4 separate regions of the Homo sapiens genome follow, and regions 2, 3 and 4 are each linked to region 1. A link is a contact called in ENCODE Hi-C or POLR2A ChIA-PET data. All regions are on one chromosome and are shown on one strand. Each heading gives the region's core, a stretch centred on a gene start or an enhancer-like site at or near the end of the contact. The rest is flanking DNA. Distances are from core to core; before and after follow the strand shown. Region 1 has its middle 160 kb from the start of TLE3. Region 2 has its middle 28 kb from the start of LINC02204. Region 3 overlaps LOC101929129 (a long non-coding RNA gene). Region 4 overlaps LOC107984781 (a long non-coding RNA gene).

Region 1 (5,072 bases), core at 1,565-4,064:
AGAAAGTGGTCATTTAAACAAATAACATAAAATACGATGCGGGGTGTCAGTACAGCAGCAGAGGGTTTTGCAAGAAACAGAAGTATCACAGAGGGTGTGACTGGTTACACTGGTCCTCGTGGAGGATGAGACAGGGAAGGCTTCCTGGAGAAGGTGATGTCTAATCTGAGTTTTAAAGGACGAGTAGAAATTTGCTAAACGGATAGAAAGGGGCGGTGCAGGGAAGAGCAAGTGGGTGGAAGAACACTTGGGTGAGAGGTGAGATCTGGGGTGGAGGGAGATCCTGAAAGGATTTGTGAACCATGCCGAGGAACCCAGGGGTCTCAGTGATGGATGAAGTTGTGAATGAGAGAGGGAGGTTGATCCCGGCTTGAAGGGTTAGGGGTGCTGGGCTGGGAGCCCAACAGATCACTCTAGTGGGAGCAAGAAAGCAGTCTATTCTCTAGACCTGGGCTTCTCAACCTGAGCATTCCTGACAGTTTGAGCCAAATTCAACCGTTGTAGGAGGTTTCCCTGTCCATCGTGGGATGCTTAACAGCATCTTTAGCCTCCATCCACTAGATACCTATAGAAGCACCCCACCCCCACCCTTCCAGTTTTGACAACCAGAAATGTCTTTAGGCATCGCCAAATGTCACCTGGGGGGCAAAATTGCTTCCAGTTGAGAACCGCTGGTCTAGGTTTTCATCATCTGGGAGAAATGCATGAGAAACAAAACAGCCATGCAGTCGGTGGAGGCTATGGAAGAGTTCTGTTTGGGCAATGTCTTAGATGAGAGATGGCTTGTTCTAGGGAACTTGAGAGTAAAGGAGGGAGGACTGGAAGAGAATGGGTTTCAGGCCTCATGGGCAGATATTTAGATACAGGATGGCAAATACAGACTATGTATGTCTCATCCCCTGCCCAAGGCAGACATCGCTAATCAATCACAGTGCTCTTTCTCCCTAAGTCCGGACACAGTCAGCAGTGTTCTAGGGAGGCAGCCACCACAGCTCAGGAGGGAGGGGTGCAAGACAAAAGATCCCTTGCCCTCCTAGGTGTAAGATTCTAAGAAGACCTCTAAGAAGAGGTCTTTCTATGTTACCCAGGCTGATCTCGAACTTCTGGGCTCAAGTGATCCTCCTGCCTCGGCCTCCCAAAGTGCTGGGATTACACACATGAGCCACCACGCCCAGCCAAAATTGTTTTTTCTGACCTGAGGGACTCCTGAATTCAAAATTCCCCTACCCACAACTATCCCACCCCCACCTACCCAATCTAGACAACCTTGATTCCAATAGGAGAGCGGCAGGCTGCATTTTCCTGGTGAGGCTAAGAATTGCTGCCTTCCATCTTCCTCTTTTCAAAGGAAGAGCTGGTCCTGAGGGCCCCAAGGTCCAGGGTGAGGAGGGCATGTGGCTGCTTCCTCATGACAGGAAGGACTGGGTAGTGACACAGGACACATGGGGGCAGGGGCACAAAGCGACTTCCGTGAGACCTAGCTCAGGGAGCTGGTCATATGGCCTAGCAAGGATGGCTCCTCAGGCTGGGCTCGTGGTCTCCCATCTCACTGGGTGTCTGAGACTCAGGTATTGCTGGGTGGTTGGGGGAGCTGCAGCGTTTCCTTACCCAGGGGCCATCTGAGGGGTTCAGGCTTGAGTGCTTTTGGTCCTGCATTTCCTGAGCACCTGCCAGGTGCGAGGCACCCACAACTTCATTGCTCCCACAAACTTCCTGCAGGTAGACCTCATTGCTCTACATTTCAGGTGAGAAAAACTAAGTCTCAGAGAAGTTAACTAACTGCCCAGGGTCCACAGCCAAGGGAAAGCAGAGCAGGGTGGAAACCCTAAGTCACCATCTGTGAGCTGGTGCTCACACACGTGGTGGTCCTCCACCACGCCATGTCCCTTGGCCACCTGGGGCTCATCTTTTAGAGGGAAAAGCTGTGAGCTGGGTGCTCCTCCACTACTCCATGTCCCTTGGCCACCTGGGGCTCTTCTTTTAGAGGGAAAAACAGAGGGACAGAGAGGATAAATAAACCGAGGGGCCATTTAACAAAGTGGTGAAGGGCTCTGGACCAGACTGGGTTCAAATCCTGGTTCCGCCACTCAGTAGCCAGTGGCCCCAGGTGAGTTATTTAACCTCTCTTTGCCTCGGTTTCCTCATCTGTAACATGGAGACAGTGGGTCCTAACTCAGGTGCTGCCAGGACGTTAAGAGTTGCATGCTTGGCACAGCGCCAGAAACGTGGCGAGTACTTGGTGGTCGTCAGCTGCCACTGCTGCCATGACAGGTAGACAGCATGGTAGTCAGAAGCCGGGCATCCCTTGCTCCACCCCTGACTCTCCTGCCTGCACAAGATGCAGCCCTCTCCTCTCGGAGCCCTTCTTAGAGGAAGCTTGCGGGGTGGTGTGTGTTTCTCTCACTGAGTCTGAAGCCGACCTCAACCCCAGCCTGAGCCAAATGTCACCGGAAAGGCATGGCCTGTGGTTTGCTGACGCCCCCGCCTCACCAGCCCTGGAAGCCTGCTGTGCTCTTGGGGCCCCAAAGGCAGAGGGCCTGGCTGGGCCAGCTCATGAGGTTGGAGGCTCTAGAAACCAGGCGGAAGGGACGAGGGTGGCAACCAGATTGGGTCCTCAGTGAGGGGCTGGAGAGGTGAGTGGTTAGAGCAGGTCAGGCTGTGCAGAGGGCCCAGGCCGTCTGGGGTGCTGGGCCATTTGTCCATCTTTCTGCCTACTTGTTCTTCCCTCTGCCTGGGAATTCCTCACGTGTGAGTTTCTCGCTTCTAAGGCAGCTGCCACTTACTGGTTTTCCTGCTCCTCGGCAGCCAGAGCTCAGTCACGTGACCTCAGCTCTGCTAGCAGATATGCTCACGTGGGACCTCAGCCTGCAGTCAGGCGTCTGAAGAAGCAGATGCTGTGAGACCCCCGTCCAGCAGGAGTGCCAGCTGCTGGGCCCCCTCTCCCAGGGGCAGCTGTGGGCGGGACTCAGGGTTGGCACCCGGTGCCCAGCGTCCATGGTAGAAAGTGTGCTGGCTGAGAGTACCGTGGTGACCCCATGGCCAGTCCTACAGGGTGGCTTTAGGATTGGGTCCTGGTGGTGTGGCCTTTATGTTTGGGTCTCTAGTCCTCGCAGAGACTGACCAAGGGCTCAACTGAAAATCATTTAATAAATGCCTTTTTTCCTTAAACAGATGGGATTTCTGTTGTTTCTTCTGTCCTGTGTGCCTCCCCCACTCCCTATCTAATGGATTATCTTTGGGGAAATTCAAACGGGCTTCTGAAGGACAGCTCCATGCTGTGCTTTTTGTGCCTGGCATTTATACAGATGAAATCAAGTTGAAATCAACATGGAGGGCTGCCTTGACCTGGAGGTGTGTGTGTGCCCGCATGTGCACGGGTGTAGCCACAAAATGAGGATGTGCAGCTTGAGAATGGGGTGTGAGAGAGGTGGGTGCAATCTCAATGCCTGGCCGTGAGGCAGGTGGGTTTGGGACTGAGTGTGTGAAGCCATGTTCTTCCTGTACCAACTGCTGCCTCCCCATTTCTGCATCCTGGTGCAGGGCCTTGGGCTTCTAACTCCCACCGTCTACCGGGACCTGAGCAGCACCAACCACAAGAGGGCAGACAGACAGACCACCCACAGGCTACCTCCGGGCCTCCTCTGGATGACCAACTCCTTTATGCCCAGGCCTGTGTCAAGCACTGGGTAGGGCTGGGGTAAGGCTGGGGAAAAAAAACCAGTAGGGACTCATTGCATTATAGGATTCCAGGGAGGGAAGGTACCTGTGTGACCATGCATTGTGCTTTAGCCACAGTGCTTTGCTTTCCAGTAAAATCTATTTCAGCCCAACCAAAGCCAAGCTGTTCTGGGGGGCATCTCCCCAGCCCTTCCCAAGGACTCTGCACACCAGGACCAGACAATGATCTTTGTTTCAGAGAAAGGAAACTGCAACCTGGAGGTGGGTGGTGACTTGCTCAAGATCTCCCAGTGAGTTACCCACACAGCTCCCTCTAGTCTCCAGGGTAGAGAGTTTATGTGCATATGTGCGTGAGCGTGCAGACACACACAGGCACATATGTGCACACTCAGACAATGGACTGCGTGAAGGGTCTTCACCCTCTGTCTTCCACAAGGCCTGCTGTCCCCTCTGCTGGCCTAGACACTGACCACACTCATTCTGCTGCTGCAGTCCAGAGAGTCCTGTTCTCAGGTCCTAGGGGCTTTCACAGCCAGGCCACAACATCAGCAAAGGAGAACATTCCAGAAGTCTGGTGCGGCAGCCCTAGGGTTGGAGTTTCATGGGTTGGAAGGTTTGGTTCTAGCACAGGAGAGGGAACCAGACACTGTGAGGGAAGGAGATTAGGAAGGACCCAAGCAAGGGGAGGGAGGAGAGAGTGGGAACGAGAAAGAGAGAGAGGAGACAGAGAGAGATGTCAGGCAGGCAGAGCGTGCAAAGGAGCAGTGGGGCAGGAGGCTGGGAGAGAGGGTGACGAGATGGCAAGGGTGAGGCAGGGTGCACCACAGCGCAGTCCTGGGGCCACACCCCTCCCCAAATGTAGCCTGGTGTTCGCAGCCCGGGCCTGGCCAGAGCCTTTCCAGCTGAAAGGTGAGAAAGGGAAAGGGGACCCAATGAAGGCACCCCTGCAGTGGGTCTCTGGGCTCTGTCCTTGAATGTCACTGGTGCTAATGGTGATCCACACCTCCAACCACCTGCACAGGGCGGGAGCCTCCCAGCCCCTCCAGGGCTTTGTAAACACTGCCCCAAGCACTTGTGTGTGTGTTGTCTGTGAGGCTGTGTGCACTTGGATTTGAGGGTGTGTGTGCTTGTATGAGTGTGTCCAGGGGTGATGGTGTGACCATATGTATTTGTATGTTTGAGTGTGGATACGTATGAGTGTGTGTGGCTGCCCTGAGTCCACGTGACCTCACTGAAGCTTATTTTGCTGTAAAGGCAGTTGGGCTGCTGGGTTGGGGCTGGGCCTAGGGACAGTGGGGCTGGAGGGACAGGGAGAGGCACAGTCCTCTCCTTCTCCCAAACCGTGTAGAGAATGAGTGTGGAGCTTTCCCCAAATGAGACACCAGGAAGGAGAC
Region 2 (5,072 bases), core at 1,856-4,355, 300 kb after region 1:
GCTGCTCCCACTCTCTCAGGCTCTAGCTGCAAATTGGTTCACATGATGAATGCAAGCTGCCTGAATCACTCATAGGATGGCTTGAGAAAAAGCAATTAAATGCTTTCTTAATTGTAGGATGGCAAGAGGTTAATGAGTTACTATAAAAACCAGTCCCTACCATCTGGTGGCTGTCACCAAAGCCCACATGCAGGGAGAGATCCCAATTTGTAAGACAGAACAACAGGATCACTCCAAGTCAAGAGAAGGGATGCAGGCATGAGGTGCTGAGGCTGGGGGCCCCGAGCTCCAGAGCCCAGTTAGCATGTCCCTGGCAGTCCCAAGTCCTAGCTGCAAGGCGGTTCAAAACCAAGATGGAGGAAAACACAGACAGGGAGCCAAACATTTATCAGTTCAGACCCCGTTTTTCTCTAAGATCCAGCTTTTGCAAGGGATGGCCCTGACAGCCACTTTGCTCAGCATGAGCCAGGAGAAGGAGAGAGAAAAGTGACAGACTAAGGGAGAGCCCGGCCAAGCTGAGAGAGGGACGGACAGAGGCAGGGACTGGCAGGCCCGACGAAGACAAAAGACAAAACAGCCCAGACAGACAAGAGACAAACGGAAAGGAGGAGAATTGAAATGCTCAGAGATGAAAACAGACGGTGACAAGTTGTGAACTTGAGAAGCAGATGAAAGGGCAGGTAATTTTCTACAATCAGAGACAGGAAAAAAACTTCTGAGGGTTTTGCTTTGTTCTGTGCAAACGTCCCTTCAGTATTCCTCAGCCCTCTGCGTCATCAAGAGAAATGGCCCTTCTCCCTCGGTGGATGTGAAGAGGAAATATAGAGCAGGTAAGCCCCTCCTCTGCACACAACCACCATATGCACACATACACACCTTTGAGGACAAAGCAGGTCTAGGTCTCTCTCTTTTTTTTTTTTTTTGCCCATGCCCCAGAGTAAACAAACAAACAAAAAACAGGGATCTACAGCTGGAAGATTCCAGCATCTCCCTCTTCCACATTATCTTGAGTCTTCAATTTTCTTTCTCCTCCCTCCTACTCCAGTCCATTTGGCCAACTCCCTTCTCAGGAGACTGCCCCTGTGGTACTGGGAAGAGAAGTTGGACCAATAATCCATTCATTTTACGAGAGATTAGAGATTCCCCTAAAATCTGTATGAGAACTTAGGAAGAGGGTTGCTGGTGTTGCAAAATAAAATGAGAGTTTGAAATTCCTGATCTACACTCTGTATTCAACCAGTATAAGAGTTGACCATAATTGTCTCTTTAATTTCCAACAATATTCCAGAATCCCAGGGCTGTGTTGGGCCAGCCTCACCTATCCAGCTGGGTTCTCTGGGGACTCATGTCACCTCAGCCTCCCAGCAGAGGTATGCCAGGTCTTTGAAAAGCTGCCTGATTCTGGTGTCAGCAGCAGCCAGGGTCCAGCAGCTGCACAGCAGCAGTGCCAGTAGGCGGCATCCAGGACCCAGCAGGGTGCCAGCAACGGTGTCCTCACTGGCCTGTTCTGGGATATGATTCTGCCTTTTGTTCCTGTACTTTTGAAGGCCTGAGTGCTCCTCTTTCTGGTGATTCTGTGAGCCACTCAGTAGCTTTTCTGCTTCAAAACAAAAAGAGCCAGCATGCACACACATGCACTCATGCCAAGAGCAAGAAAGAGAGACGGAGACTGGAGGAGAGGGAGAAGTTGAGAGAGAGAGAGAGAGATGGAGAGATGCAGAGATGGAGAGAGAGAGACAGAAACAAATGGAGAGAGACAGAGACAAAGAGACTGGAGAGAGAGACACATAGAGACAGAGACAGAAGGAGAGAGAGACACAGAGATAGAGACAGAAACAAATGGAGAGAGAGACAGAGACAAATGGAGACACAGAGAGATGCAGAGACAGAGACAGATGGAGAGACAGGGACAGAGACAGATGGAGAGAGAGACAGACACAGATGGAGAGAGATAGAAACAAATGGAGAGAGATAGAGATAGAAACAGATGGAGAGAGACAGAGAGATAGAGACAGGGGCAGACAGGTGGAGAGAGATGGGGAGAGACAAGAAAGACAGAGGCAGAGACGGAGAAAATAAGACCCTAGTTCTTAAAACTCAGTCATTAAGTCATGGGCACTGGTCTCAACCCCTCATCTGCTTCCTCTGGACTGAGCCTCCTCTCCCAGCCACACTCCTTGGAGGCCCCGCCAGGTCAGACTTTGAGTTTTGTCCTCTGGCTTTACATTTCACTTCTCAGGCTGCAACCAATACCAATACCAATACCCCCTGCTCCTATTAGCAGCCTCCCTCCTACTGCTGCTCCACACCTCCCCTGACACCGCATGCCTGTGTGCACACACACACAACAGTACACACAGCAACTCGCACACACACCACAGCACACACATAGCTCACACACACACAGAACACACAACTTGCACACAAACAGCTCACACACACACCACAGTGCACACACACAGCACAGCACACATAACTTACAAACACACCACAGCACACACACAGCAGCTCTCACACACACACACCACAGCACACACAATAGCTCACACACACGCCGCAGCACACACACAAACCACAGCACACAAACACTACAGCACACACACACACAGCACATACACCACAGCGCACACACACAACAGCACATACACGACAGTGCACATGCACAACAGCACACACACAATAGTTCACACACACAGCATACACACACCAGTGCACACACATACCACAGCGCACACACACACCACACACAGCACATACACACCACAGCATACACACAATAGCTCACACACACCAGTCCATACACACACACGCCACAGCACACACACCACAGTCCACACAAACAGCACATACACAGCAGCTCACATATACCACAGTATGCACAATAGCCCATGCACACCACAGCACACACACAACACATACACTCTACGACACACATACACACAACACACACCCCTCCCCCCACCTACACACAAACATACACTCTTATTTTTGCCCCTGTTCCATCTGGCATTTTCTGGAAGTCATTGCTGGAAGTTGACGCGTTCCACCCTCCAGTCCAGGCTGCCTGTGTTCCGTCCTCCACAGCAAGCCTGCGGGTGCAGGAAATGAGAGGCCACAGGGTTGTGGGCTGGAGACAGAAGGGGAGGGAGGGGAAGGCAAGCAGTAGTCTGAGTCTGAGCTGTCACGTGGAGACAAATCAAATGCCACCGCAGAGTTTACTCGAGTTTAAAACATGGGAAATGAGCACCCCAAACATTGGACCCAAAGATTTTCCTCTCAGTTACCACTTTTGAGGAGTAATTTCCACCCAAGTGTGGCGTATGCACAGCCAGGTGTCACTGCCAAGCCATTTGATGCCCCCGAATTCCTTTTGAGGCACCACCTGCCTTTCTTCTTTGGCGCAAGCTGGGTGCTGCTTTGTGAAGAAGGCAGCTCAGATGTCTCTTGGAATGAATACATCAGAGGAAAGAGTTCAGTTAGAGGACTGATCCTGAACATTTCAGTGAATTTCAGTAAGCTCAACCCCGTGAGAAAACACTCAAACAGAATAAGCCACCCACAGATGAGTCTAAAACAAAATATAAACAAATGCAAGATGCCGGGGAACATTCTGTGTACACCAGTGTCAGGGAGCTCAAGGTAAAAGACAGCTGGCTGCCGAGAGGTGAAGTTAAAATGCGTGTGTCCCCTAGACGTAGCTCCCTCAGTGACTTGCCATGGGTGGCTGCTACCACTCCTCTCAACCCTGGTCCTAACCACCCAATCACAAGTTCACACCGGTCAGATACCCAGGGCTGGCTGCTGTTGATGCGACTCCCTCTGACATCCTCTGGCGTGGCAGGTGAGGACTGGGGCCCTGGAGTAAGAAGGCTTGAGGTTTGAATCCTGGCACCATTGCCTGGGGACCAGCCTGCCTTCTCTGTGTGCCCGCTTAAATGGGGATAGGAACCGTAACTCTCACCATATTCTTAAGGGGATTAGGTAAGTTGATCTGTATGAAGGTGTATCAGCCCAGGTTCAACCAAAGAATAGAACCAGTAGGAGATATAGATTAAGAGATTTATCTCAGGCGATCGGCTTATGCAATTGTGGATCTGGCTAAGCAAGTCTGGAATCTGTAGGGCAGCCCATCAGGAAAGGCAGGCTAGAACTCTCAGGCATAGGCTGAAGCCACCGTCCACAAGTAGAATTTCTTCTCCTTCACGGAAGCCTCGGTTCTACTCTTAAGGCCTTTCCATTGATTGAATCAAGCCCACTCAGATTGTCTAGAATAATTCCTTTTATGTAAAGTCACTGACTTTGGACTTTAATGGCTTCTATAAAAGACCTTCACAGCAACACCTACATGAGTGTTTAAATAACTGGAGACCCTGGCCAGGGCAAGGTGACATGTAAGACTGACTGTCACAGAAGGATTAGCACAATGGCTGGCTCATGGTAATTATCCACTCAATAAAGCTCAGCTGTGATTTTTTTTTTTTTTTTTTTTTTTTGAGGATTCTAAAGCATTCACTGATGAAGTTGACAAAATAAGTCAAGCATTTCCCCTTTTTAGTTCTCATCATACATGGCCAATAGCGCCCTCTTCCTCACTTCCAAAATCGTTCCAACTTCTTTGGAATTCCTCAGTTCCAAAGAAGGCTGAAGGCTCATCCCAAGAAGCCAAAAGGAAGGTGACTTATTTTTCAGACATTCTCAGCCACATTTCCTGAACACACTGTGCCAGACTAGCACCACGGTTACAGATACAGATGCAGGTACATGTTGGTCCCCACCCTCCTGGATCCTGGGTGCAGGGTCCCACTCTCCTTCTGTTCTCTTCCTTGACCAGATGCCTCCCGCTGGGCCTACTGCAGTACCCAGGGCCTCCTCCTACAGCTGTCCCACAAAGGCTCTGGACCAAAGGAGACAGACAGGTAGAAATCCAGCCCATGCTCTGATTGGTGCATCTGCCCAGAGGGCCACCTTTTCTCATCACTCAGAGGAGCCATGAAAGCTAGTGATGGCCAGTGCAATGCCTGCATGGCATAGCTGAATTTCTACTGGGTCCTGACTCTGCTTGTCTTTGAGAA
Region 3 (5,072 bases), core at 1,578-4,077, 280 kb before region 1:
AGGTACTCGTTGGTTCATCGAGGCATTCATTCAATAAATATCTTTACAATTTAGCTTTGCCTATATAACAAACCACCCCAAAACATAGTGGCTTAAAGTTTTTTAAAATTATCAATTCTTATAATTATATGGGTCACCTGGACCATTTTGGTCTGGGCAAATCCTTCTGATCTGTAGTCAGCTGGTGGTTTGGCTGGGGCTGGGTGATCTAGGATGGCCTCACTCATATGTCTGGTAATTGATAATCTGTTGATTGGGGCACCTCAGTTATCCTTTATGCAGTCTTTCCATCACATTAGCTCAAGCTAATTTGAATGGTGGACACAGGGTTCCAAGCCTGCAATAGAAGGCAAGCTCCAATACTCAGGTTCTTCTGATAAGTCTACATCACATTTTCTAATGTTCTGTTGTCCAAAGGAAATTGCATGGATAAGCCTAGAGCCAGTGTTGGAGGCACTGGGCACAGGTAGGAGAATGATTGTAGCCATTTTTTATAACAATTTACCACTTCTCCAAATCTCCTGCATCCCCAAAGCACTATAACACTGCAAATAATGGGATGACCCTCTGTTGAACCTGCAGAGAAATGACTTTACCCCTAGAGCTGTTTTAAACTAAGAGTCCACTTGGCTTCTGCCAAAACCACTTTCATAATTGTATCAGGAGCAGTTGAAAGTCTCTTCGAACCCTCCTTCACAACATTCAGAGGCACAATTCGAGATCTTGCTGAACCACAAAACTAATTTTTTTGCTTCTAAATGAACAAAAACCCTCCTGAATTGTAAGCCTTTTTGACAATCTTCAGTAATAATTTTTTGAGTTGTGCACGGCTGGGCAATAAACCCCTAGTTACCTTCCTGGGTGAAGGCAGAAGAGCTCCAGAGTACAGTAGAATTCCCAGGTCCCCAACTCCTCAGAAAAGAGAATATTTTAGAGAGCATCTCCTAGGAGCCAGAACCTTACATAAATTCTCCTTTAACACTCACAACATCCCTTTTTGACAGTGTTTGTTGTCTCTGTTTTATGGAGAAAGGAGCTGAGGTTGGGGAGATTAAGTATCTTGGTCAAAGTCACAGAGATGGCAAGTTGCATGGCAAGATTTCAAACTCAAGCATTTGGACCTCAAAGTCAGAGCTCTTTCCACTATACCTCATCATGTCAGAGCTGCAGAGCATCTAGACTTGGGTATGGGGCACAGAGCTTTGATTCTAGCTCTGCCCCCACTTCTGTAGCACCTCGAGACACTCCCTTGTTCTCTCTAAGCTTCTGTTGTCTCATATGCAATAGGAACATTACATGCACCTAATCCAGGCTCAATCAAGGTGAATGCAAACATGTTGCTCCCCGAGCTGTAGAGAGGAAAGACAACTGGTATTTTGGGAGGGTGATTTTGACAGCATCTTTCAAAATTTTGGATGTGTGTGTTCTTTTATCTGGCAGTTCTACTTCCAGGAATTCATGTTAAAGAAACATATTCACATGTGAGTAAGAATGCATGTAAAAAGATGTTTATTTCAGCATTGTTTATAATAGCAAAAAAAATGGAAATAATATAAAGGCCCAAAGAAATTATGCATATCCATGATACAAAATGCTATTTATCATTGAAAAGGATCTACTGATGCAAAAATGTCCAAGATATATTACTTCAAAATAATAAAGTAGATTTATATATGATGGCACAGGAAGATCACAGGAAAGTATTTTAAGTGAAAAAAATAAATTTTAAGATGATCAATAAACCTACATATGCTTATTTATGTTTATACGTAGAGAAAAAATCATTTGGAAGGAAACACATCAAACTATTCACAATGGCTTCCTCTAGCAGCAATAAGAAGATGATGACTTCATTTTTTGTTTGTTTATATTTACTTTCTACATTTCTATATTGTTGAAAATGTTCACAAGTATGTATTCCATTTGTAATGCAAAGAAAGAGCAGAATTCTAGTGCTGTAAGAAACTTTGAAGATCACCACGGCCCAGAGAGAGAAGCCAATTTCTCGCTGTCATGCGGCCGGCCATTGGCTATCAGGCTGAAACCCTCTTGATGCCCAGTCCAGGCCGGCTTCAGCATCAGGGCAAGCTCTTTGGAAATCACAGAAGCCACAGAAGGCTGAGGAATTGATGATCTAACACAAAGGAAACTGCACCAGTCAGAGAGCAGAGATCAGCATGTGGGCCTGGCTCGGCCACCTACCTGCTGGGCTGGGCTTGAAGCAGGGGAGAGGCCTTTTCCAGCCCTTGTAGTACCCAAAGGAATGCCACCCTGAGGTCTCAGGTCAGGCCTCTGCTTAGCACGTGACCATCATGCTCCCCAGCAAGTCCCCCTCATTCCCCTCTGGCCCTGCCTTTACTATCCTCCCTGAGTGCCATGGACACAGCAGATGCACAATACAGGCAGCCTTGAATTCTACCAGGGAGGCTAGGAATGGCTGGGTGGCCTGTGGTCATGACCTGCCAGCAACTGGGTTGGAAGAGAGGACTTCTGAGCCCTGCAACTGACGCCATAGGGGCATGACTTTGCATTATCTGGAGCCAGTTTTTCCCTCCAGAAAATGGGCATAAGGGTGACCCATTCAAGCCATCATAAATAATGTACCACTTATAAAGCCAACCTCTCTAACTGTCCTGGGCTCATGTGACATTTTATCAAGAGCCCATCATGTCCTCAGTGTGTGTGGGTCCCAGAGGGGCAATCTCACTCCCCTCCCCTTCCAGTCACCCCTTACTGTCTCCTCCTAGAGCTGTGACCACCTGGGAAAACAGGACATGAATGCATGAAGCCACGGTGAGTCAGCAGATGGCGTGTCGTTCTGTCTGAGCATGGCAGGAGGTCAGAGAAGGGAAAGCCCCGAAGATGCCATTATGCAGAGCCCTGGCCTCCACCTCCCAGCAAGAGCTGGACCCAGCCTGCAAGCATGGCCAGCATGATTTCTGACGAAGCTCCCAACAGATGTGGCTTTCCAGATTCAGGTCTTTGCATTAGGGAAGAGGTGGGGAGGTATGTGAAGCAGTAAACAGAGATGCCGAAAGTTCTAAGTGCATAAAGTAAATATAAAGTAAATGTATATTTGGGAGAAAAGGTGAAATAGCTCTCTGAGTTTTCCTCTGATATGAAGCCTTTGCTTGAATCTTTAGACATGGTCTTTGTGTTTCACGTCCCGTGTTCTCAGAAGGACTTGGTGCTGTGTTTCTGTTGACATTCTTGCCCTGCCCCCACGATAGGGAGCTGGACAACCCATGTGACCTTGTTACACCAAGTAGGGTCTGTGGACCAGCAGCATCGGCATCTCCTGGGACCTTGTCAGAAACAGAGAATCTCAGACCCCACCCAGACCTACTGAATTTGAATTTGCATTTTTGCAAGGTCTCCAGGTGTTTCCGGCGCACAGTCATACTTGAGAAGCCGCCTGGCTCCAGGACGCAGGTTTCCCCTGGGGGTGTGCACTCATGCAATGGCAGGCATGTACCCTGACTTTAGGTGGTACAAGAGTGAACATTTACTATTTTCATGGGTTTTAACTTCAATGTCCCTTTATAGCAAATGGTGCATCATGTACAGAAATGGTAAGTTGACATAAATGGTGTATTTTAAAAGTGAGTCAATTCAAAGAAAACATTCCCTGACTAATAGTCTGGGGTGCTGAGAAATGACACCTTCAAAGGTGGGACAAGAATGGCTATTTCCAGAAGTGATGATCCAGTTTAGGCCCCTCAAGGAGGTAGGAATGAAGGGGCTGCTGCAGAGAGATGGGGGCTTGTCCAAGGCCAACAGTGGGAGTGTGGTGACGGAAGCGGACTGGAACTCAGCCCTGTCCAGGTCAGCAGCGCCCCTTCCTCCCTCTGCCCTGGTTGCACAGCTCGGCCTGAGGCTGGCTCTGCAGCCAGGGTGACGTCAGGAACTGGGACATCTGCAGGTGATACCATGCATATGCACAGAGTGCATGGCTGTTACTACAAACAAAGAGAATGTGTAGTCAGTGGAGCCCAAGGCTGAGCCATTTGGAGATGAACTGTCTCCCCTCCACCCAGGAACAACAGGGCACCCAACTCTTCATTCATGAATAAACATTGTAAGCTGCTCTGTGCAGGCTGAGAAGCCTAATGTTTTCTAGGTTTTCTAGATATGTTGGTGAGGTTTTGCAAACAGGAAATCTGAAGTTAGAAAGGAATTGGTCATTTACCTTCCCAGCCATCTCATGGACTTTGCTCAAATCTCTCAGATGGAGTCATTCACACACACACATACACACACACAAGCAACTTCACGATATGTTTAGGTTTTCTCTAAAGTTTTCTCAGCTGTGTTTGTACTCCCTGAGGTTTAGGGCTGTCGGTATCTGTTTTTTCACTTCTTCTACAGCACAGAATTGAGTAGTAAATTCTCTAGTCTCCTGTCCCCTTCCCATTGTCTTTTGCCTAGCTCCTTATCCTGGCATTCAAGGCTGCCATCGCTATGGCCTCAGTCTAACTTTCCAGGCTGTTTCCCATTGGTATCCTCTGCACACGATGTTCCAACCAAAATATGCCATGAGCCACATATATGAAGTTCAAGACCAGCCTGGGCAACAGGGCGAGACCCAGTCTCTATTAAAAAATAAAAATAAAAAAAGAGTAAACCACATGTGGTCAAACCATGCCCATGCTCTGCAACCTTCACACCTACTAGCTTTCCACAAAAGCTGTGCCTTTGCCTAGAATTTCCCTCCACCCTTGAAATTCTTCTCCCTTAGGGCCCAGCTTAAATGCCCTCTCCTCCAGGAAGCCTCTGAATTGTCCCCAAGCCCTTGAAACTCCCATAGTCCTCTATTGCTACCTCATTGTGACATTTAGAACAGGTCTTGAGTTTCAGCCTCCACAGCTGTAGGGGAGTGTTCCCTTTTCTCTGTGTTCCAGGCTGCCCAGCCCAGGCCTGGCTCATAGAAATCCCACCAGGTAAAATACTTTGGCCCTAGGTAAGTCCTGGGTTTGATTCCCAGCTTTGTTGGGACTACTAGTCAGGGTTGATGCTGGGTAAATTACCTAACCTATCTACTCAGCTATAAAATAGAAATATGAATCATGCCT
Region 4 (5,072 bases), core at 733-3,232, 270 kb after region 1:
TCCTTTCCATTTCTGGCTCCCTGGGGCCGAGGTCTCTGCCTTCCCCTTAATGAAGTCCATATAGCATCCAGATCTCCCCAGATGGGGACCTGCCTGGAACTGGCATCAGGCCAGGGCACATGCAGGAGTGCAGAGGAACATCCCTTGGGGGAAAATCCGCCTCTCCCTGTGCCACCCACACTTTGCAAATCACCCAAATAACTCTCTGCCCAGGAGCCACGTCTTTGCTGGGGGAAGGGCAGCTTAAATTGGTAGCTTCCGCACATAACAAGCTCAAGACCAGACAAAGCCTGCCGAACAGCCCCCGGGGGAACCAGTGGTTTTATGAGCCCATCATATTTACTATTATCCAATGAGTCATCGGCTGCGTGCTTTCATTTTGAGGCTGCAGGACGAATAGGCTCTCATCAGAGCCACTCTTAATCCATTATTTATGCCCGCTCTTTGTCCTCTCAATTGTACCTTTGCAGACAGGAGCTTCAGTCCACATCTACCAGCAGCATTTGCCAGACTAATGCACATCCTTAGTTCCAAAGTCTGTGGTGTTTAAAAATAGCAAACGAGGCAAACACTCTGATTATGAAATTTCTAGCTGATATTTCCCTTGCCTTTCATTAGGGAGAAAGCTAGCATTAAGTGAACCCACAAGTCCAACGGGTAGAAATAAGGAATACTGTGTTTTTGACTTCTGCTCAGATCCGTTTCCCAGGAAGCTTATGTGGGTCTTGGAACAACGGGGATCAACAATGTGAATATGTCTATTGTGCCTGCAGATCCCATTGCTAATGCCCGGGAAGGACAAGTAATTAGTTTATGAGTAAATTGTCCTCAAGTTTGCATTTCTAGTACAAGAACTAGTCACTAAGCTTTGAGAATTGACCTACGCATTTCATGCCATGGGAAAGAAAACATAAGGTTTGTGATTTAAAGTCACTCATTACTTTCTACAATGATGGATAAGCAGAGGACAATTCCCTTGGTAGCTAATTGTCCTACTGCTGCTTGTATCACTGCTCAGAAGGATGTGTTACCTGGGCTAGGCAGAAATCCAGCACCCTCATGGAGGCAACCCTGGAAACCCCTTGTGGGGTGCTCTATGCATGTCTGGGTGGGTATCGGGTGATGGATGGGACTGTGAGGGATGGGCAAAAACCAGGAAAGAATAACAGGGATAGAGCAGCAGATGGTGAAACAGAAGCACATGCTAGGCCCACTTGGATTCTCCCTGGAGTTTGAATCTGCAGCAGAGTGGCAAAAAGACAAAATGGTCGACACTCATTAGCCCTGGCAGTAGGAGCAGCAATGGCAACCCCTTAAGAACCTGTCCTTTCAGGCCAGGCGTGGTGCCTCACACCTGTAATCCCAGCAGTGTTTTTGTTTGTTTGTTTGTTTGTTTGTTTGAGATGGAGTCTTGCTCTGTCGCCCAGGCTGGAGTGCAGCGGAGCAATCTCAGCTCACTGCAAGCTCCGCTTCCTGGGTTCATGCCATTCTCCTACCTCAGCCTCCTGAGCACTTTGGGAGGCCGAGGCAAGCGGATCACTTGAGGCCAAGAGATTGAGACCAGCCTGGCCAACATGGCAAAGCTCCCCATCTCTACTAAAAATACAAAAATTAGCCAGGCATGGTGGCGTACACCTGTAATCCCAGCTACTCAGGAGGCTGAGGCATGAGAATTGCTTGAACCCGGGAGATGGAGGTTGCAGTGAGCTGAGATCACGCCACTGCATTTCAGCCTGAGTGACAGAGCGAGACTGTCTCAAAAAAAACAAAAAAACGAAAAAACAGTTCTTTTATCAATAGCTCCTGTTTCTGAGCCCCACACCCCACCCTGTTTGTGATCCCAATTCTAATTGCTCTGAGTTGGTTCTCTGCCCTCCATTCAGTTCCATGGGCTCTGCTACATGCTTCCAATAAACTCCTTAACGCCTACATTAGCCACAGGACTTCCTGTTGCTTACACTCAAAGCACTCTAGCAGATAAGAGCTGGAAAGTGAAAGCAAAACAGGAACATAACCCAAGATCAAAGGCCCAGTCGCCCAGAAGAAGGCTTGAATCAGAGAGGCAGGCACTGACCCAGGGCACAGGGTGCATGAAGCCGGGGGTGAGCGCCCAAAGGACAGGAGTGCATGCCTTGGAGCTCAGATGTCACCCTATCAGGCAGGTGACATTGTTGTTGACATCTTAGATCAGTGGAAGTCAACCGTGAGGCACCCCAACCTTGGTTCTTAATGGTGTCAGATACAATATGACAGGCCAGGTCTTAATCCGCCAAGTGTTTATTTTAATTTTGACCAATATGAGAGGTAATTTTGGAAGGTAAATAGGCATTTTTTTTTTTTTTTGGCCTAGGATGACTTGAATGTCACTGTAAGAAAGCAGGGCACTGGGTTAGAATTATATATTCATTCATTAAACAAACATTTATTGAGCTCCTCTTCTGTGCAAATATCTGCTCTGGGCGCTGGGGAGACCAAAGTGACTAAGTCATAGGCTCTGCTTCTGAGCATGAGGAGGGACGGCGGCCAGCACACAGCATGCCCCAGCAGTGCATGGTAAGGACCCAGAGACTGGAACACATGGAGTTCAGATGCAGAGAAACCTCTTTGAGCTGACAGGGTCAGGAAGGTGATGTGGGGCCAGCATTCAAGGTGCTCCTTGAGGGAAAGAGAAGGTTTCACTGACAGCAATTCCAGATGCAGAGGAGAAAAAGAAAAATGGCAAGTGGTCTGAATTGGCTGGCATGCCTCCAGGCCCAGGCAGGATGAGGAGGTAGGCTGACGTCAGATTGTGGAAGATCAGGCTGAGAAGTCTGCATTTTACCTGTAGTCAATGGAGAGCCAGTAACAATTTGGAGCTGGAGAGGGACATCATCAAAGCAGCAAACTGCAGAGAATCTTGTCAACAATCTGCTTAGCAGATTGGGGAGGGGAGAGTCTGAGCAAAGTTCAAGCTACTTGGAGGCTACTGCAATAGTCCAAGCAGGACCCTTCCCCTAAAGTGAACAACAGGAAGATGGAGATGAAAAACCCTGACGTGAGAGCTTGGCATTGAAAACTAGATGGGCATGGTAGGAGGGGGCAAGCCAGGGGGCCTCAGGGTTTAGACTAGAACGGTTTCTCAGTTCCATTCGAATAACACACATTTTCCTGGCACCTCCTATGTGCACAGCATGTGTTAGCAGGTGGTGAGATGGCAAGGAAAATACTGGAAGGCCCAGGTCCTTATAAAAGGCCAGGGCTTTTCTAAAATGTGCTCCATGCATCCACATCTCACCTTCATCATTAGTGAGTGGACACTGCACCTCTCAATTTCCCCACTGCCAGGTTACCTGAGTGGAGGCTTGGAGGCAAGAGAAGAGAATTGCAACCCAGAGGAAAAACTACAACTCTTGTTAGCAGTGGCTACTCCTTAGGCCTAGGGGTATAAACCCAACTCCCAGCCAAGGCCTTCATCTGGCTAGTTTATGCCCTGCCTTCTAGACTGCCTCTGACTCTTACCCCGGATTAACTTCACCCCAAAACAATTGACAAGGCCAGCCTCTATTTGTTTCAGAGCCACAGCTATACTCTGCAGAGTTTTAGCCCAGACAAAACACTCAGAAGAGTGCACTGTGCATTGTCCCAAATCCCTTCCACATGGCATCTCTCACAAGAGGCTGGCAGCACAGGCAAGGCAGAGCTGTGCCAAGCCAGGCCATGCCTCTCCATCACTTCCAGCACGAAGGGCCAAAGCCCAGCCCACACGCCACTCCTACTTTGGTGAGGTCTTCACCTCACATCTCCTGGGAACAAAAGTGCAGACAAGAACAGACACACACAGATACAGACACACAGACACACACACACACAGACATACACTGACACACACAGACACACACGGGCACACAACACACAGACACATGACACACACACACGGACATAGACACAGCCACATAGACACACACAAACACACTCACAGTCACATAAACACACACTCACAGACACACAGATACACAACACACACAGACACACACACGGACACACAGACACACACAGCCACATACACAGACACACACAGACACTCAGACACAAACACACAAACACACTCACACATGGAGACACACACTCACACACACATGCTCCATACATACACCCAAACACCATCAAACATGTCCCTAAGATAAATAATAACTTCTAGGTAGGGAACACACTTCCTCAAATTTAGAGGGGCATGGTTTTCTTTAACTCCATGGGACAGCAGCTCCACGCCAAGGGAGATACAGAAAAGAACACTTGATGCCAGCTGGAAGCACCCTGTGATCGCTGAGTGCTGGTGGCCCTGGCTTAAAGCGGCCCGCACAGTGCCCACTCTAGGAGGCAGATGGCTTAGTGTCTCTAAAATGATATTTCTTCCAGCTTAAAGTTTCCATTCAGTCCCCACTGGACACCTAGTGATAAACAGGTGAGGAAACTGTGGCTCAGAAAGCTTGAATAAATAGTAAAGGATCAAACACTAAATGCAGAGCTGAGATTCAAACTCAAATCTGCCTGTTCCCTCAGCCAGCGGGCATTGGCACCCCCATGTGAGGCACTGACCAGCACGGTGAGCTGTGGACACTGAAGCAGAGCTTGGGAGAGACAAACGGACCTTGGGGAGCTCAATCAGTAACGAGACAAAACAGGACAGGAGACGCTGTGTTTCCACCTTGTCCTGGGACTCAGAGTCTAAGTCTTTCAGATTCAATGTGTGGTCAACTCTGGACCTCGTAACAGGTGGCCCTCACTCCCTGGACCTTGTGTGATCTGGCCCGAATGGAATAAGCAACTTTATCCAGGCTTGAGTGCCAGCGACACCATGAGGACCTGCACCAGACACTTGCATTGGCTTTCTCATCTCAAACATCTTCCCCTCTGCTTTTTATCCGAGGAAAATTAGGGACCAAGACCTGGAGAGCTTAATTTCCTCTCCCTCCTCCAAAAAGAAAGGAGGGAGGGAAGGAAGGAGGGAAGGAGGGAGGGAGGGAGGGAGGGAGAAAGAGAGGAAGGGAGGGAGGGAGGAAAGAAGGAAGGAAGGAAGGGAGGGAGGGAGGGAG

Evidence for each region. A loop is a pair of places that touch in the nucleus more often than their neighbours do. ChIA-PET counts read pairs that join two places held with the same protein, here RNA polymerase II (POLR2A). Pooled maps may share reads with other maps.
Region 2: a map of naive thymus-derived CD4-positive, alpha-beta T cell shows a loop between it and region 1 (20-fold over the local background). The contact joins two enhancer-like sites. A Hi-C loop is called at or near these places in 1 of 168 maps with a recorded cell type or tissue (naive thymus-derived CD4-positive, alpha-beta T cell) and 3 of 50 pooled maps. POLR2A ChIA-PET finds 5 or more read pairs at or near these places in 1 of 52 experiments (activated T-cell).
Region 3: a pooled map shows a loop between it and region 1 (3-fold over the local background). The contact joins two enhancer-like sites. A Hi-C loop is called at or near these places in 4 of 37 single-sample maps with no recorded cell type and 4 of 50 pooled maps. POLR2A ChIA-PET finds 5 or more read pairs at or near these places in 1 of 52 experiments (activated B cell).
Region 4: a pooled map shows a loop between it and region 1 (3-fold over the local background). The contact joins two enhancer-like sites. A Hi-C loop is called at or near these places in 1 of 168 maps with a recorded cell type or tissue (naive thymus-derived CD4-positive, alpha-beta T cell), 2 of 37 single-sample maps with no recorded cell type and 7 of 50 pooled maps. POLR2A ChIA-PET finds 5 or more read pairs at or near these places in 2 of 52 experiments (CD8-positive, alpha-beta T cell and activated CD4-positive, alpha-beta T cell).

The regions. Positions count from the first base shown.
Region 1 is chr15:70,256,342-70,261,413 of GRCh38, forward strand. No RefSeq gene overlaps it. Among named protein-coding and RNA genes, the nearest start is that of TLE3, 160 kb to the left of the region's middle. RefSeq lists enhancers at 2,585-2,674, 3,733-3,812, 3,843-4,062 and a silencer at 3,363-3,522. Within about 2 kb of position 2,815, at least 11 of the 41 ENCODE cell types and tissues checked have a DNase peak (open chromatin) inside an H3K27ac peak, as active enhancers do; they include CD8-positive, alpha-beta T cell, where a contact is called at or near this core.
Region 2 is chr15:70,556,251-70,561,322 of GRCh38, forward strand. No RefSeq gene overlaps it. Among named protein-coding and RNA genes, the nearest start is that of LINC02204, 28 kb to the right of the region's middle. Within about 2 kb of position 3,106, at least 3 of the 41 ENCODE cell types and tissues checked have a DNase peak (open chromatin) inside an H3K27ac peak, as active enhancers do.
Region 3 is chr15:69,976,629-69,981,700 of GRCh38, forward strand. The region is part of intron 2 of LOC101929129 (a long non-coding RNA gene); the gene reads right to left. Among named protein-coding and RNA genes, the nearest start is that of MIR629, 100 kb to the right of the region's middle. RefSeq lists enhancers at 2,737-2,796, 3,627-3,686. Within about 2 kb of position 2,828, at least 3 of the 41 ENCODE cell types and tissues checked have a DNase peak (open chromatin) inside an H3K27ac peak, as active enhancers do.
Region 4 is chr15:70,526,414-70,531,485 of GRCh38, forward strand. It overlaps LOC107984781 (a long non-coding RNA gene), which reads right to left. Exons shown (of 2, transcript XR_007064698.1): 2 at 2,260-2,821. Among named protein-coding and RNA genes, the nearest start is that of LINC02205, 23 kb to the left of the region's middle. RefSeq lists an enhancer at 2,045-2,094. Within about 2 kb of position 1,983, at least 7 of the 41 ENCODE cell types and tissues checked have a DNase peak (open chromatin) inside an H3K27ac peak, as active enhancers do; they include CD8-positive, alpha-beta T cell, where a contact is called at or near this core.